2 separate regions of the Mus musculus genome follow, and region 2 is linked to region 1. Evidence: chromatin loops called from intact Hi-C (ENCODE). Cell type or tissue: gastrocnemius. All regions are shown on one strand. Region 1 holds the start of Gm46286 (a long non-coding RNA gene). Region 2 overlaps 4933427D14Rik (RIKEN cDNA 4933427D14 gene).

The links. Peaks named below come from ENCODE experiments on the same cell type or tissue, not always from the same donor. Only the 100,000 strongest peaks of a DNase experiment are listed, where the experiment ranks them.
Region 2: it touches region 1 in a loop (2.7-fold over the local background); 1 of 42 quality-filtered maps calls a loop at or near these places.

The regions. Positions count from the first base shown.
Region 1 is chr11:72,050,629-72,054,628 of GRCm38, reverse strand. Pitpnm3 (PITPNM family member 3) reads left to right here. Exons shown (of 20, transcript NM_001024927.2): 19 at 2,660-2,788; 20 at 3,269-4,000. The coding sequence ends at 3,574. It overlaps Gm46286 (a long non-coding RNA gene), which reads right to left and starts at 3,460. Exons shown (of 3, transcript XR_001780248.2): 1 at 3,247-3,460; 2 at 2,841-2,945. In gastrocnemius, CTCF peaks have their summits at 1,787 (motif pointing left) and 2,903; DNase peaks (open chromatin) are centred at 2,167, 2,897, 3,442, 3,927 and 1 more place; H3K4me3 peaks cover 896 bases.
Region 2 is chr11:72,183,029-72,187,028 of GRCm38, reverse strand. All of the region lies in intron 7 of 4933427D14Rik (RIKEN cDNA 4933427D14 gene), which reads left to right. Among named protein-coding and RNA genes, the nearest start is that of 4933427D14Rik, 22 kb to the left of the region's middle. In gastrocnemius, no CTCF peak of the experiment used is centred here; no DNase peak of the experiment used is centred here.

The sequences.
Region 1 (4,000 bases):
GGGATTAAAGGCATGTGCCACTATGCCTGGAGGCTGAAGGCTTTTGTGTAAGGTTGTGGTCCTGGCAGTGTGTGTGTATGTGTGTGTGTGTGTGTGTGTGTGTGTAAGAGAGAGAGAGAGACAGAGACAGAGAGACACAGAGAGAGACAGAGAGAGAGACAGAGACAGACAGAGACAAACAGAGAGACAGACAGAGAGACAGAGACAGACAGAGACACAGAGAGAGGCACAGAGAGGAGGAGAGTTATTCTCAGGCCACCATGACTGGGAATCCTTGTTTCATAATCTCCTGGCTTTGATGGGGTTGATGACCCAAGCGATTCCACTTTGACTTTGACAACTTTCAGCAGATGGAAAGTAGCCTAGAATGTTCTCAGGATACAGAGATACAGAACAGGGTTATGTGCAGGCAGGGTCAGATCAAGGACAGGTGAGAGCTGAGGCTGTAGTTATCACGAGACACCCAAGCTTGGTAGGTCTTATAAACTCTGAAAACCAGATCAGCTCTTGGGATCTCTGCTGAGGGCAGTGCGGAGCAATGGGTAAGTCTGAAGTAGGGCAGTGACAGCATCTAATTTGGGTTGTAGAAAGATCCCCCCTGGCAGCTCACAGGAGAACGCACTGGCAAAAGGAAGGGGGGGTAGTTAGGAGGCTGTTATTCCAGCAAGAGACAGAAGTCTAGAATCCAGACAGTAAGCGTGAGACCAAGAGAAAGGCGTGGAGAAAGTCAGGAGAATCAGTTGGTGGCATTGTCAGAACTTGGGAATGATTACAGGCAAGGAGCTCTCAGATGCCCCATGGCCTGGCCAGGAGAGATCAAGGTGCCATTGGGTTTATTCGCATTGCTCAAGGTGTATCTCCAGGGTCTCTCTCTCTCTCTCTCTCTCTCTCTCTGTGTGTGTGTGTGTGTGTGACACACAATGGGTGCTCAATAAGTGCTAGTGGAATGAGCGCACAGATGAATACATGGATGAAATGAGAACGGATACAGGAGGAGGAGGAGGCAGGGAAAGATGAGATCAGACATGAACATGAGGCACACGGATCATGAGCCATGTGGCTTCTAGCACATGGATCAGGGCAGTAGCCTGGGCTGCAGACTGAGGCTGTGTGGGAACAGGCATCCCCCAGGAATGGCTGGATCCAGGTGAAGCTGTGATGGGCTTCTGAGAGCAGAGTGAAAAGCCAACAGAGAAGAGTGAGGATAGGGAGGGTTTCCAGGAGAGAGAGAGAGAAAGAGAGAGAGAGAGAGAGAGAGAGAGAGACCCTTTCTTGTGAAGGTGGGACAGTGACAGCTGTCTGACAGCTGAAGATTGGGCAGTGAATGATCTTGGTGTGGAAAGGACAGTTCTAAAGGCCAAGAGGATAGAGCAGGTGGGTACAGAGTGAAGGTAGGTCTCATCCTGGAGCAGGTCGTAAGGGTGGGAGGCCTCAGGCGCTCCATGCGGACAGTGCACACCACCTCTCTTTCTGCCCTTGTGACAGACACCTGAGAAGTTGACTTGAGGGACGAAAGTCTTACTCAGCTCATGAGACCAGAGGTGTCAGCCTGTGGTCTGCTGGTTCCATTGCTGTCGGCCTGCTGTGGGAATAAATTATAGTGTTGGGAGTGGGTGGCAGAAGAAAGCTGCATGCCCGGTGGTGGCCTGGAAACAGAGCAAGCCAGAGGATAGCTTCCTCTAACTAAGCCTTCCCTAAGTCCATCTAGCTATGAACTAACTCATTAATGGATCAGCCCCATTGACGAAGTTAGCACACACCAGCTCGTCACCTCTCAATGGCACCACCTACTGGAGACCAGGCTTAGTGCACATGTGCTTGTAGGGTACACTTCACATTTGAACTATAGCTGACAGTAAGTCATCCCAGTGATGACAGTGCGTTTTAAAGGAAGGAAACTGCAGCTCCGACTTAAGTCCCCTGTTTTAGCTAAGGTTACTGTTGCTGTGGTGAGATACCATTACCAAAAGCAAGTTGGGGAGGAAAGGATTTGTTTATCTTATACGTCTGCTTCCTAGTTCATCATTGAAGGAAGTCAGGACAGGAACTCAAACAGGACAGGAGTCTGGAGGCAGAGGCTGATGCAGAAGGCATTGAGGAGTGCTGCTTACTAGCTTGCTTAGCCTGCTTTCTCTTTGAACCCAGGACCGCCAGCCCAGGGATGGCCCCACCCACAATGGGCTTGGCCTTTCTCCAGCAACCACTAATTAGGAAAATGCCCTGCAGCCAGATTTGATGGAGACATTTCCTGAGTTGAGGTTCCCTCCTTTCAGATAACTCTAATTGTGTCAGATGAGCACGAAACTAAACCAGACTTCCTCAGTGAACATCATAGGACAAAGGGTGACACGGATACATCTCTACCAGTTGGGTGAGATTAGGGTGATGAGCTAAAAGAAAGCACCCCTAGACAAGGGGGGGAGTTCACCAGACCAGCTATCAGGAAGCACATAGCCAGCCTAGAGCTTGCCTCCAGTTCAGGTTCCATAATGCAAAGAGCTCTCTAATGTGAGGAACTGGGGCAGGGAAGGGGCAGTCATCTGGGGGTGGCTTTATCAAAGGTGGATGATGGCTTGGTGTCTGAGTGCAGATGAAGGGTTCCTCAGCGGGGGCTTCCTAAGTCTTCCTCCCTCTTCACCAGCTTGCTTTTGTGTTTCAGTGTTTCATCAAAATCACTGCTGCCTATGGCTCCACGAAAGATATCTCTGTCTACAGTGTGCTGGGCCTCCCTGCCTCCCAGATCTTCATTGTAGGCCGGTCCACCAAGAAGTACCAAACCCAGTGCCAGGTGTGTGAGGGCCAGGGAAAGGGGTTGGGGCAGCTCCCAATCATCCAGTTACCTGCTCATCCTTTCTTTTATTCATTCACCTCTACTGAATGATGCCTTGGGCCAGGCCCCCTGCTGGATGCATGGGAGAATCCAAGTGGCTGCGATGTAATGGCATCTAGGGGAAGGGAAAACATCAATGACTTGTATAGCATAGCAGTGCCATTCTGAATGACAGAATAATGGGGCTTTGGAGATGAGCCACATACTTAGACTTTAGGGCAAAACTTGCTTCCGGGGAAGTGGGTGGAGTGGGGACGAAAGACAGTTAGGAAGAGCTTGGCATACAGACATAGGGGAACCCTGTTATGATAACGAGCCTCCCTGCTACTGGTTTTGGAGTCCGGGAGAAGCTGCAGACTCTCACGGAGGATGTCTTAGGGAAGTGGTGGTGCCGGGAGACAGGGTCAGATGCTAACCTGACGCTTGTTGCCCCCACAGTTCCTGAGCGAAGGCTACGCAGCACACCTGGCGGCACTAGAAGCCAGCCACCGCTCTCGCCCCAAGAAGAACAACTCGCGCATGATCCTGCGCAAGGGCAGCTTTGGGCTGCACGCGCAGCCAGAATTTCTGCGCAAGCGCAACCACCTGCGCAGGACCATGTCGGTGCAGCAGCCGGACCCACCGGCCGCCAACCCCAAGCCCGAGCGGGCGCAGAGCCAGCCCGAGTCCGACAAGGACCACGAGCGGCCGCTGCCCGCTCTCAGCTGGGCGCGTGGGCCCCCTAAGTTCGAGTCGGTGCCCTGAAGGGTGGGCGGTGCTCAGTACGGTGGGCGCAGCTAGGCGGCCTGAAGGGATGGGAAGGGTTGCCTTCTCCCTGACACAGGCGTTTTCCTGCTTTTTCCCTCCCGTGTCTGTCCAGCAGTGTCCGACCAGAGCAGGGAGGGACCTTGCCCTGACATTGGGGAGCTCTCTGGGCTGAGATGGGGTGAAACCCGGGTTGTCTCAGTGAAGTCGCCGCCGCCTCCCCACTCCTGTGCCCGCAAGCTGGAGTCAGGGGTAATGTTTGTGTGTGTGACCCTGGGGCCAGGCCTGCCTGTGCCAGTGTTTGGATAAAGTTGACCATCTTTTTGCGTGCTAGGTTTCGGTAGCCGCACTAGGCAGGCTCTAACAAGAGAAGCCCCTAGCGCTGGCTGGGCACGCGGCCAGGTAGGTGGCCGATTGCAGGTACAG
Region 2 (4,000 bases), 130 kb before region 1:
CCCCACTTGAGATACCAGTTGCAGGTCTTAGGTAGTCACTTGCCATTCGAAATCTAGGCTTGGTGGGATTGCTCACCCAACTCACATATACCCAGTACAAAGGCTACCTAGCATACAGGACACAGGTGGATACTAAGGCCAGGAGTGTGGGAAGGGGCACACTACTTCCAAGCACTTCCATGTATACAGCAACTCAAAAGCTCTCTGAAGCCCACAGTGTAAACAGCTATGGGGCTCTCATCACAGGGGCAGGGTTGATTATAACACAAGTCCTACCTATGTTCTACCCTTCCTTGAGTGTGGGGGATGTGCAGAATGCAGGAGGCTTGCCTCCCACTCACTCTCCTTGTGACCTTGAACAAATGCTTCATTTGTTTTCCTCACCTGAAGAATGTTAGTAATCCTGTCCTGCCTGCTCTGGGAGGCAGCATGATAGGGTGCACATGGATGTGAATTCTGTACCAAACATGACTAACCATTACTATGGAGTGAAACTAGGATATGGGTAGCCAGTTCTCATGTGCTGTGCACTTGCTTCTGGGAGCAGTGTGGGGATCTTTAGCTTTGTTTTTCTTGTTCTTAGAATTGTTCAGGTCACATTTTTCTCTTTCTATTTTAGATAATAGCACTCTTCCTGTTCCTAATTCTTCATTCTTATTTCCTGCTCCCTACCCAATACCTCCAAAATATTATGGGAAGCCCCAAGGGAGGGAAAATGTCTCTCTGTCATTTGGGATTCATGATTGAGCCTAATTGGGTCAGCTTCCTTGTGATTTGAGTAATTGTTGGCTAGTGCATTTCTTAGAGACTTCTGACTACTGATTGCATTAGTGTACCGTGTGAGGATGGCTGGTGGCTGCCACGCCGCTGGCAGCAGTGTCCTCAGACTCAGCTTCCTGTGGATTTGCACGGCATTTGCTGTCTGATTGATGCATTCACATCTGAAAAGGTGTCAGGACCTAACAGCCAGCATTGCTTCAATAGATGTAATCTTGGGAGTCACTAAGCTATAGATTGAGTAACAGGAGTTAGTCCTGTCATTCTTCTGTTGTGCTTTGTAATACTTGCTGTGAAACTGACTGAGCTTTGAGAACATCTAAGGAGAACAGTGGTATGGGGGAATCTGGGTCCTGACTTACTGTTGCTAAGGAAGAATCACAATAAAGCTTTCCTTTGGTTCAAAGACACATACACACACAAGCACACACACACACACACACACACACACACACACACACACACATTTTACATCCCAACTGCAGTGTCCCCTCCTTCCCTCCTTTCTCTCTTCCCGGTCCCTCCCCTCTACCCACCCAAATTCACTCCTCTGTTTCCCTTCAGAAAAGGCAGGCATCCCATGAGTATCAACTAAACATTGCATATCAAGTTGCTGTAAGACTAGCCTCCCCTTGTATTAAGGCTGGCGAGGCACCCCAGTATGAGGAAAAGGGTCCCAAAGGCAGGCAAAAGAATCAGAGACACCCCCTACTCACACGGTGAGTCCCCAAAGAAGACCAAACTACACAACTGTGACATGTGCACAGAGCCTAGGTCAGTCCCATGCAGGCTCTCTGGTTGTTGGTTCAGTTTCTGTGAGCCCCTATGAGCCCAGATAGTTGATTCTGTGAGTTTTCTTATGGTGTTCTTGACCCCTCTGGTTCCTGTAATCCTTCCTCCCCTTCTTCTGAAGGATTCTCTAAGCTCCACCTAGTGTGAGTCCCTGCATCTGTTTCCATCAGTTGCTGGGTGAAGCCTCTCTGATGACAGTTGGACTAGATGCCAATCTGTGAGCATAGCAGAGTATCATTAGGAATCTGCTCAGTGGTTTGTTTTCCCAGTCATGGTTGGTTCAATTTAAACAGAAAGGATAACAATAATAAATACCCTATATCTGCTATGCAGTTTAAAACATTTTACTCTGGGATTTTTTTTAAAAATGTGATAAGTACTGTTAAAGTCTCTTGAATACCTCCCCCCATTCCATTTTCTTCCTTCACTTTTTAGAGGTTTCCATTATAAGCCTCTTCTCTTTTATGTCTGAGCTGCTTATATGCACATCTTTAACATACTGTTTCACACATGTGCCATTAGTATATGTCAGTCTGTAATATCATTATTTTTTAAATTAGTAAGACTTATTCACATTAATAGGTGAAGTCTAATTTTTCCAGTACTAGAGTTCAAACCCAGGGTCTTACAGTAGGAAAGCTGAACACCTCTGATCTACAGTCCCAGACCGGATGATTCTAACTTTTTAACTCTTATATGGGTCTCCTTTGTATGGATAAACCATAAATAACTTTCATCTCTTCATACATATTAACAAACACTTGGGTTCCCAGTTTTCTGCCATCAGTCTTTGTATGTGGTACAAGGTCTCACTACACTGACCAGGATGGCCAGAACTTCTGGAATTGAGTGAGCCTCTCTTGCACCTTTATCTTGAATAGCTGAGAATACACAAAGATGTCACCATGCCATTCTGCTGGCTGGTTCTGCTTCTATAAACAGTGACAGGGTGACGTCAAAGCTGACGCCTCCTCTCTGTGTTTACATGTGCAAGTTCCCTGGGCCGAGCATGCCTGTAACTCAGCAGCTATACTGAGAATCTTCAGCCTTGGAGGGCATTGATGGAGCCACTCATCCAGGGAGTTAAGCCCTTCCCTCCCACACTGCTGGTTTCTGAGTTTCCACCTTCCTCATTTATGTTTGTGTCATGCTTCACATTTCCCCATCCTAATGGAAGAATCCTAGCTTACGGCTTGATTTCCTGATTATTAAATGAAGTTCATCATCTTTTTTTTTTTTTTTTTTTTGAGTCAGGGTTTCCATGTAGCCTTGGCTGCCCTACAGCTCACTCTGTAGACCAGGTTGGCCATAAACTCATAGAGAGAGAGATCCGCCTGTCTCTGCTTCATGAGTGCTGGTATCACAGGTGTGTGCCACCACCTGGCTGTTTGTCATTTTCCATGCGTTTATTGACCACTTGTTTTTCTGCCTGGTTTGTAGCTTCCATGCTTTGCTCATCTCTCGGTTGAACGGCTGATTTCCTATATAGGTCTGTGAAGGTTCTGTATATCATCTGGGTATTGATACCGTGTTAATGACACACATTTCAGAGATTTCCTTCCAGATTTGGCTGATTTACTATGGTGATTTTTTTTTTATCAAAAGCAGTAGTCCAGTATAAATAAACTCTAGTAAGTTGGTACCATATTTGAACTTAAGACAGTTTTTTCTGCCTTGATGACATGATAGTATTCTCCTATTGTTTCTTCTTAAAGTTTTGAAGGACTTCATGCTGTTTGTGAGCTAAGCCCTGTGCAAATGTGGGCATAGATTCCACTTTGGTTTCCATGTGTGCATAGTAGTAGTCCTCAGTCCACATCTGCTGGGCTATGGCTCCCATCCTCTGCCATTGGTCCCTGAATCACTCCACACTGCCTTACTAAGATTCCTGTCTCTGGGCAAGAAATACTCCTGCCTCCATTTTATTTCCAATTTTGTTGTTGCTTTTCAAATTTGTCAGATTAATTTTTAGAATTTTATTCTTCATATGAATTTTTAAATTTTGAGTTACTATTTTATGCGTGAATGTTTTGCCTGCATGGGCATATGTGTACCACATGTATGCGTGGTGCCCTCAGAGGTCAGAAGAGGGCATTAGATTACCTGGAACTGTAGTTATAGATTGCTAGGAATCATCTTGTGGATGCTGGTAACCTAACCAGGGTCTTCTGAAAAGAACAACAACAACAAGTGCTCTTAATTTCTGAGACCCTCATAAGAATTTTAGGATCAATTTGTTTAAGTTTTGCTTGTTTGCTTGTTTGATTTTGGGTTGAGACCCACTATTGAGTCCTTACTGACCTGGGACTCTCTGTGTTTGTCAGACTCACCTCAAAGAACTGCCTGCCTCTGCCTCTGCCTCTGCCTCTCTGTCTCTCTGCCTCTCTGCCTCTCTGCCTCTCTGCCTCTCTGCCTCTGCCTCTCTGCCTCT